2 separate regions of the Homo sapiens genome follow, and region 1 is linked to region 2. The links are chromatin contacts, found by Hi-C or POLR2A ChIA-PET in ENCODE. All regions are on one chromosome and are shown on one strand. Each heading gives the region's core, a stretch centred on a gene start or an enhancer-like site at or near the end of the contact. The rest is flanking DNA. Distances are from core to core; before and after follow the strand shown. Region 1 overlaps LOC124900191 (a long non-coding RNA gene). Region 2 overlaps LOC124900191 (a long non-coding RNA gene).

What was found. A loop is a pair of places that touch in the nucleus more often than their neighbours do. ChIA-PET counts read pairs that join two places held with the same protein, here RNA polymerase II (POLR2A). Pooled maps may share reads with other maps.
Region 1: a loop to region 2 is called in a pooled map, with 3 times the contacts of the local background. The contact joins two enhancer-like sites. A Hi-C loop is called at or near these places in 1 of 168 maps with a recorded cell type or tissue (endothelial cell of hepatic sinusoid), 13 of 37 single-sample maps with no recorded cell type and 5 of 50 pooled maps. POLR2A ChIA-PET finds 5 or more read pairs at or near these places in 2 of 52 experiments (Caco-2 and OCI-LY7).

What each region holds. Positions count from the first base shown.
Region 1 is chr5:78,756,347-78,759,555 of GRCh38, forward strand. The region is part of intron 3 of LOC124900191 (a long non-coding RNA gene); the gene reads right to left. Among named protein-coding and RNA genes, the nearest start is that of LHFPL2, 110 kb to the left of the region's middle. RefSeq lists enhancers at 702-761, 1,332-1,381. Within about 2 kb of position 1,930, at least 4 of the 41 ENCODE cell types and tissues checked have a DNase peak (open chromatin) inside an H3K27ac peak, as active enhancers do.
Region 2 is chr5:78,676,159-78,679,284 of GRCh38, forward strand. The region is part of intron 4 of LOC124900191 (a long non-coding RNA gene); the gene reads right to left. Among named protein-coding and RNA genes, the nearest start is that of LHFPL2, 29 kb to the left of the region's middle. Within about 2 kb of position 1,738, at least 17 of the 41 ENCODE cell types and tissues checked have a DNase peak (open chromatin) inside an H3K27ac peak, as active enhancers do.

The sequences.
Region 1 (3,209 bases), core at 680-3,179, 80 kb after region 2:
GAAAAAGGAAGCCTGTTCTCTCATGTGCCCTTCATTTTCTCTAAATTGAATTTCTCCAGGTCATTCCATCCTTTCTCATTTGGCACTTATCACGTTCTGTCTTGAACTGTTAATTAACATTTCATCAGCTGGGTGTCTCCTTAATGAGGTTTCCTGCAGTCAAGGACCACAGCTAAGGCTTCTCTATGTATGGCAGCCTGAAGGCACTGCCCACCTTGAAGGTGCTCAATGAATGTACTGATTGATTTAGGTGGAAAAAGAATATTACATGGGTTAGATATAAATGTAATAGATCTTCGAGTCCAAACAATGAGTTTTGCCCTTTAAACATAGTTTGGACCATATATTATGTGTAGGGATGTATGTGCATCTCTTAGTCTATATTCTGTAGAGGAAACAGCCATAGAATATAACACCTAATGAAGAGCCTTGCTTATTAAAGTTATAAATAAAAACAGTGTTCTACCAGCTCTATGTTGTCAAGGCAGGGCTGCCTGAGCCACCATGCTGTATACTTTGAATTATTTGCATCATAATTTTGGGGAAGAAAATCCTGCTGTCCAAGAACCTCTGAAATATAAGGCAAGTCTTAACACTTCTCCCAGGGATGAACTGCATTTGAAATCATATTTCAATCCAAGGTACACCCAGAGCTTTGTTGTGAGAGAGTTCTTCCAGTCCCTAGACCTATCTTCCAAACAGTGTCTCACTGTTTCCTGTAAAGGGCAGTGGTTTCTACTGGGCTGAATACATGAAGAAAGCCCAGTTCCATCCAAGTCTTCTCCACTCACGTTCTTGCCCATTCATTCACAGGAAACCCAAGTTGAAATGGCTATAAGTAAACTTTCTTTGATACCATAAATGCCTGCACTTGGGACAGGCAAGGACTCTGCCCACTCGGCGATTTACATCTTTTCAGGTTGTGTTTACAGAAAGGAACATCTCCAAGCTAATTTTTACCAGAGCTTCTCTTCTCTGCCTCCCATGAGACCAAGTGTTTGCCAGAAGCCGAGTCATCACTCTGACAACATGACGGTGCCCCTACCCTGCATGTGTTTCTTTTCTTCCAAAACCAATAGAAAAAAACCCCAAAACCTATGTTCACATGTGGTTTTCATGAAAGGAAAGAGTTGTTGACACCATCCAGATGGGGACTGGGAGGCGCTGGTTTCCAGCCTGAAGCTGGGTAGGGCTCTGGGTGAGCGGGATTAGGAGACTCTGATATACTTGGGATGACTCATATCCACTGGGGGCTTAGGAGATGTAAAATAAGCCTGTGCTAGATTTTGCTGTGAAACTCATGATACAAAGGCACATCTCCAACACACCATGGCATTCAGAAGGGCTTCTTTAAGGAGACATCTTCAGAAGGAAAAAGAGCAAATTAGAACTTCAGTGTTTTTGGAGAAGACTCCCGGCTACCTCACCTGTTGCATAAGGCCTTGTGGCCAGCCCGGGAGTTATAGACGATGAGAGTTACTGGTTGTTTTCTAGAGAGGCACAGTCTAGTCTTGTGGAGGGGCTGAGAGGTGCTCTCTGAAACAGCCAGACCAAGAAGGCTGGGGATGTGTGTCCATCATGCTGGGGGTGAATTAGCACCAAGGATCAAGACTGAAGAAGTCCAATTCTGTGTTCAGTACACTTCACATGGAGCCTGGGATAAGGTGAAATAACCTGCTGGGTTGGCCCTTGAGATGGATGGAAAGTGAAAGAAGGGATAGGAGGTAATCAGGAGTGTCCAGGACAATTGTCCTGGACAATTTCCTCGATCGGAAATGGTACCCGTGCTTTTATTTTATTCGTTGCTCAGTGCATAATGAATCTGTTTGGTTGAAATGAAAGGATAGCATCTAGGAAAACAGCTGCCTTCAAAACAAAAGTGATTTTGCTTTCTGGAGCTGCCCTATCAGCAAAGGCAGTTTCACCTTCACCTTGGGGTCAAAAAGATTTGCCTCTTGAATGCATGAGTCAAACCTAAACTGTGTCGGATTTTTTAAACCTATGACCTTTAACCACATTGTTGATTCACAATGTCAAAAAGCTTCATTCTTCTTTTGGACTGGAAAGTTTAAACATACTTAGCACAAAGTTGAATCCTGGGTCCACATTTTTAAAAAAATTACCTTTCTAGTTCAGCTAGAAGAACCTCATTTTAACAGAGCACTGTTTGAAAGACTGCATAAATTATGACCAACAATAACAAACCTTTTTAAACAAACACATTAGAATGTATAACCAAAATACATGTGAGTTTTAGTCACATGATGCTATTATTACTCAAATTATTTTCAAAGTTCCTCTTTCAGAGTGGCCTTGAAGACAACTTGAACAGAAGCAGAAAAATGTCACCTGACTTGATAGTCACAGGTTTGCTTCCTTGATCTCATCCAATTTTCTGCCTTTCACATTCTTTTTGCAACTTTAACCTTGCCCTTCTCCCCTCTTTCACTTCATGAACTAATAACCATGGGACTCCCCCGCCCAACCCTTTAAATATATTGTAATGATGCTACCTGGGAATGGAAAAGTCCAGGAGAAAGACTATGGGGCCAACAACAGCTGGGAATCAGAGAGCCCCATGGTGTATGGGGCGTAACACCCAATATTCCTTTGGGTATTAAGTGCATATAAGAAACATAAGAGGAGGCTGGGCGTGGTGACTCATGCCTCTAATCTCAGCACTTTGGTAGGCCGAGGCGGGTGGATCATGAGGTCAAGAGATCGAGACCATCCTGGCCAACATAGTGAAACCCTGTCTCTACCAAAAATACAAAAATTAGCTGGGTGTGGTGGCACGAGCCTGTAGTCTCAGCTACTTGGGAGGCTGAGGCAGGAGAATTGCTTGAATCCAGGGGGCAGAGATTGCAGTGAGCCAAGATCGTGCCACTGCACTCCAGCCTGGGAGACAGAGTGAGACTCCGTCTCAAAATAAATAAATAAATAAATAAATAAATAAATAAATAAATAAATAAATAAATGAATGTAAGAGGATAACTGATCAAGTGTTCTCTACACAAATCACCACCAGTTGAACCCCCATTAAGGCAGGTAATAGTCCTTGGCTATAGACAAGAGTTGGTACCATGCGCCTAATGTAGGTCTGGATTTGGTTAACATCCTTTTGTGCAACAGGTCAGAGAAGGACTGATAACCAGAACACTGGCAGGCTGTGCTGGAACTGCTTGTTGCTGGATGGCAGGGACATTTGA
Region 2 (3,126 bases), core at 488-2,987:
AGGTCTAAATATAGTTGCTTAGAATGGGCCTCAGGAAAATCCTGAAAGTGGGTGAGGTTTCTGTGTCTTCTTCTGGAACCCCTCTCACGCTTCCTGGCAAGTTATCCTGAAGACTTCCATTTGTATAGAGCTTTACAGTTTGCCAATAACTTGACGTAGATTATCTCCTCTCCTACTCACAAATACCCTGAGGAAGGTATCATTACCATCATCATTTTATAGCTGAATTACTTTATCATTTTATAATCAAAGATACTGGGCTCATTCAACAAATATTTATAGAGTAAACCAGGTGTCAGGCCCAGTGGAAACACAACGATGAAAGAACAATACCCAGGTCCTCCCTTCAGGGAGGCCAGCAGAGAATACTAATCTCAAGCAGGAAGTGACAGCACAGCACTAGGCTAGGATGCCTCGTAGAAGGACCAATGATCCCAGAATGGAACAGCTTTCTGCAGGAGTCATTGCCTGATTTTTTATAGGACCATGGTTAGTAAGATAACAAGAGCTACAGGAAAAGCATTCTAGGCCATCCCGTTCATTCTTATTTGACCTCTCAAAAAGGAGATCTACCAATTCAAATGAATTTCCAATGGTGGCATATTGGATCTTAAAACCAAAAGAGGTCGTTGGAGCAGGCAGTGTGTGGGGTAGTGTGGGCCCAGACATGTCCTCCTGCAGTCCCCAGGTTGGCTATGCCTCCTTGCAGGGACTGCAGACCAGCCTCTGGGACACTTTGCTGAGTAGGCCTGACAACTGTGGCCTCCTCTTCTGAGGCAGAGCATGCAGTAACTCCTCATTCCTCCCCTCAATGAGAGATCTCATTACACCACATAGAGGGCAGCCCTTCTGGAAGTGACAACCAGGGAAACGGAGTCAAAGCTCTTCAACTGCAAAGGCGTAGTCTAATACACACAAGTACCAAGAAGTGTTACAGGTTGAGCATCCCTAATCCAGAAATCCAAAATCTAGAAAGCTCCAAAATCTAAACTTTTTAAAGTGCTGACATGATGCTTTGCTTTCTGATGGTTCAGGGTATACAAACTTCGTTTCATTTCCAAAAAATTTTTAAAATATTCTATAAACTTACATTCAGGTTGTATGTATAAGGCATATATGAAACATAAGTGAATTTCATGGTTAGACTTAGGTCCCATCTCCAAGATATCTCATTATGTATATGCAAAAATTCCGAAGTCTGAAAAAAATAAAAAATCTAAAACACTCTGGTTCCAAACTTTTTGGATAGGGGAGATTCAACCTAGCAATTGTTTGTGGTCAGAGGTGAGAGTTCAATCCAGGACAACTTTTCCTGTTTCTCTGACCTCCCTAAAGAATACATGGAACCTGAATCTCCCCTGCAGAGGTGCAAAGGCAGCTAATACCCCAGGGCAGCAAACAGATCTCCAGAATTTTCCGCAAAGAGACTAGTTCAGCATCTCCAGGGATTGTCAGGCATTTTTACCACTGCACGCTTTTGATTTTTCTCTCAACTGAGCACAACAGAAAATTATTTTGAGGAAAAAAATATATCACTTCAGCCATGCTAACTCCCCTTTAAAGCCATCTGGGATACCAAAATGGGTGAGATAAGTGTAAAATAATTTTAAAAGATGCCATTCCTAGAAATAGTACAGAACTGCTTCCTTATGTGGCTTGTTGGTGGCCAGGGGTCTGCAGGCTGTCCTGGATCCAGGCCCAGGAAGTGACTCAGATGTGGCAAAGAAGCCATGTTGTTGAAGAACATCCCGGGGCTGGATTTGGGAAAGGCACATATTCGATGATGACATAAATTCTGGTCTTGTGCACATATTGTTTTGCAAAATCCAGGCATGAGATCATTTGGCTTGAATATATTCTCTGAGGGTTTCTCACAGACAAACACAGTTATCTGAATTGAGTTAGACCAGGGGAAAGGCATTTTAGGGATTATCTGATTGTACATGTAGACGTTTAAGCGTTTCTCAGTCAGGACAAAAACCAAGGGTTTTCTATTTGCTCTCTGGAGGAAAAGCCCACGGATCTCTTATCATGTCATCTTTTTCTACTGCTTTATGGAGAAGAACTTACAATGTTTTCTCCAAATCACTGGATAAAAAGAAAGAACAGCTGTTGCTCTTCTTTCAGGCAGCATTTATTTGACTAGATGAGTGGTTGGTTGGTTTTGTTTAGTTTCTTGTTTTAGATAATTCAGAAGAATAAGAGCCTCTAAGATTACTCACAGTTTTAACTAGGACTTTCTACTGCAAGTGGGAGGTCATGAATAATACTCGCTTTAGAGAAGCTGTAGTGCCTCTTTCCAGAAGAGACTGGTTTGACACATCACACCCTTGTGGTGTTTCTGACCACTTACATCAGAATCACCCCAGGGAAACCAGTTAAACCACACATATCTGGACTCCACTCCAGAGAGCCTCAGGGAGGGATCATGGGCCCAGGAATCTGCAGGTGTTTCTGATGTCCACCACACTTGCAATCCATAGCCCTACCAATGCCAAAGAAAGTGGTCATTTTCTCATTCTGCCACATCCTTTGCTTGATTCTGCTCAGAATTTTTTCTTAATATAACAACTAAGTCCAAAATATTACCACTCAACAGAAAGGTACAACAAATTCAGGCCCATTAACAGTGTGAAATACTAAAGGGCGGCTGGGCACGGTGGCTCATGCCTGTAATCCCAGCACTCTGGGAGGCCGAGGCGGGCGGATAACCTGAACTCAAGAGTTCGAGACTAGCCTGGCCAACATGGTAAAACTTCGTCTCTACTAAAAAAGTACAAAAACATTTAGCTAGGCGTGGTGGCATGTGCCTGTAGCCCCAGCTACTTGGGAGGCTGAGGCAGGAGAATCACTTGAACCCGGGTAGAAGAGGTTGCAGTGAGCCAAGATTGTGCCACTGCACTCCAGCCTGGGCGACAGAGCGAGACTCCGTCTAAAAACAAAACAAAACAAAACAAAACCTGAAGGGCAAGAAAGAACCTGAAGTCTAACCGATCATCAGTTTCTTGAGTAGAAGAGAGAGAGCAGCAAGTGTCCTAAGGCAGACTTGCAGGCCAGAGGGGAAAGGAGATACCTCAGAGTCTTGTGCAAGAGGCCAGGTAGGGCAAGTTTTATCTTTTTTTTCAT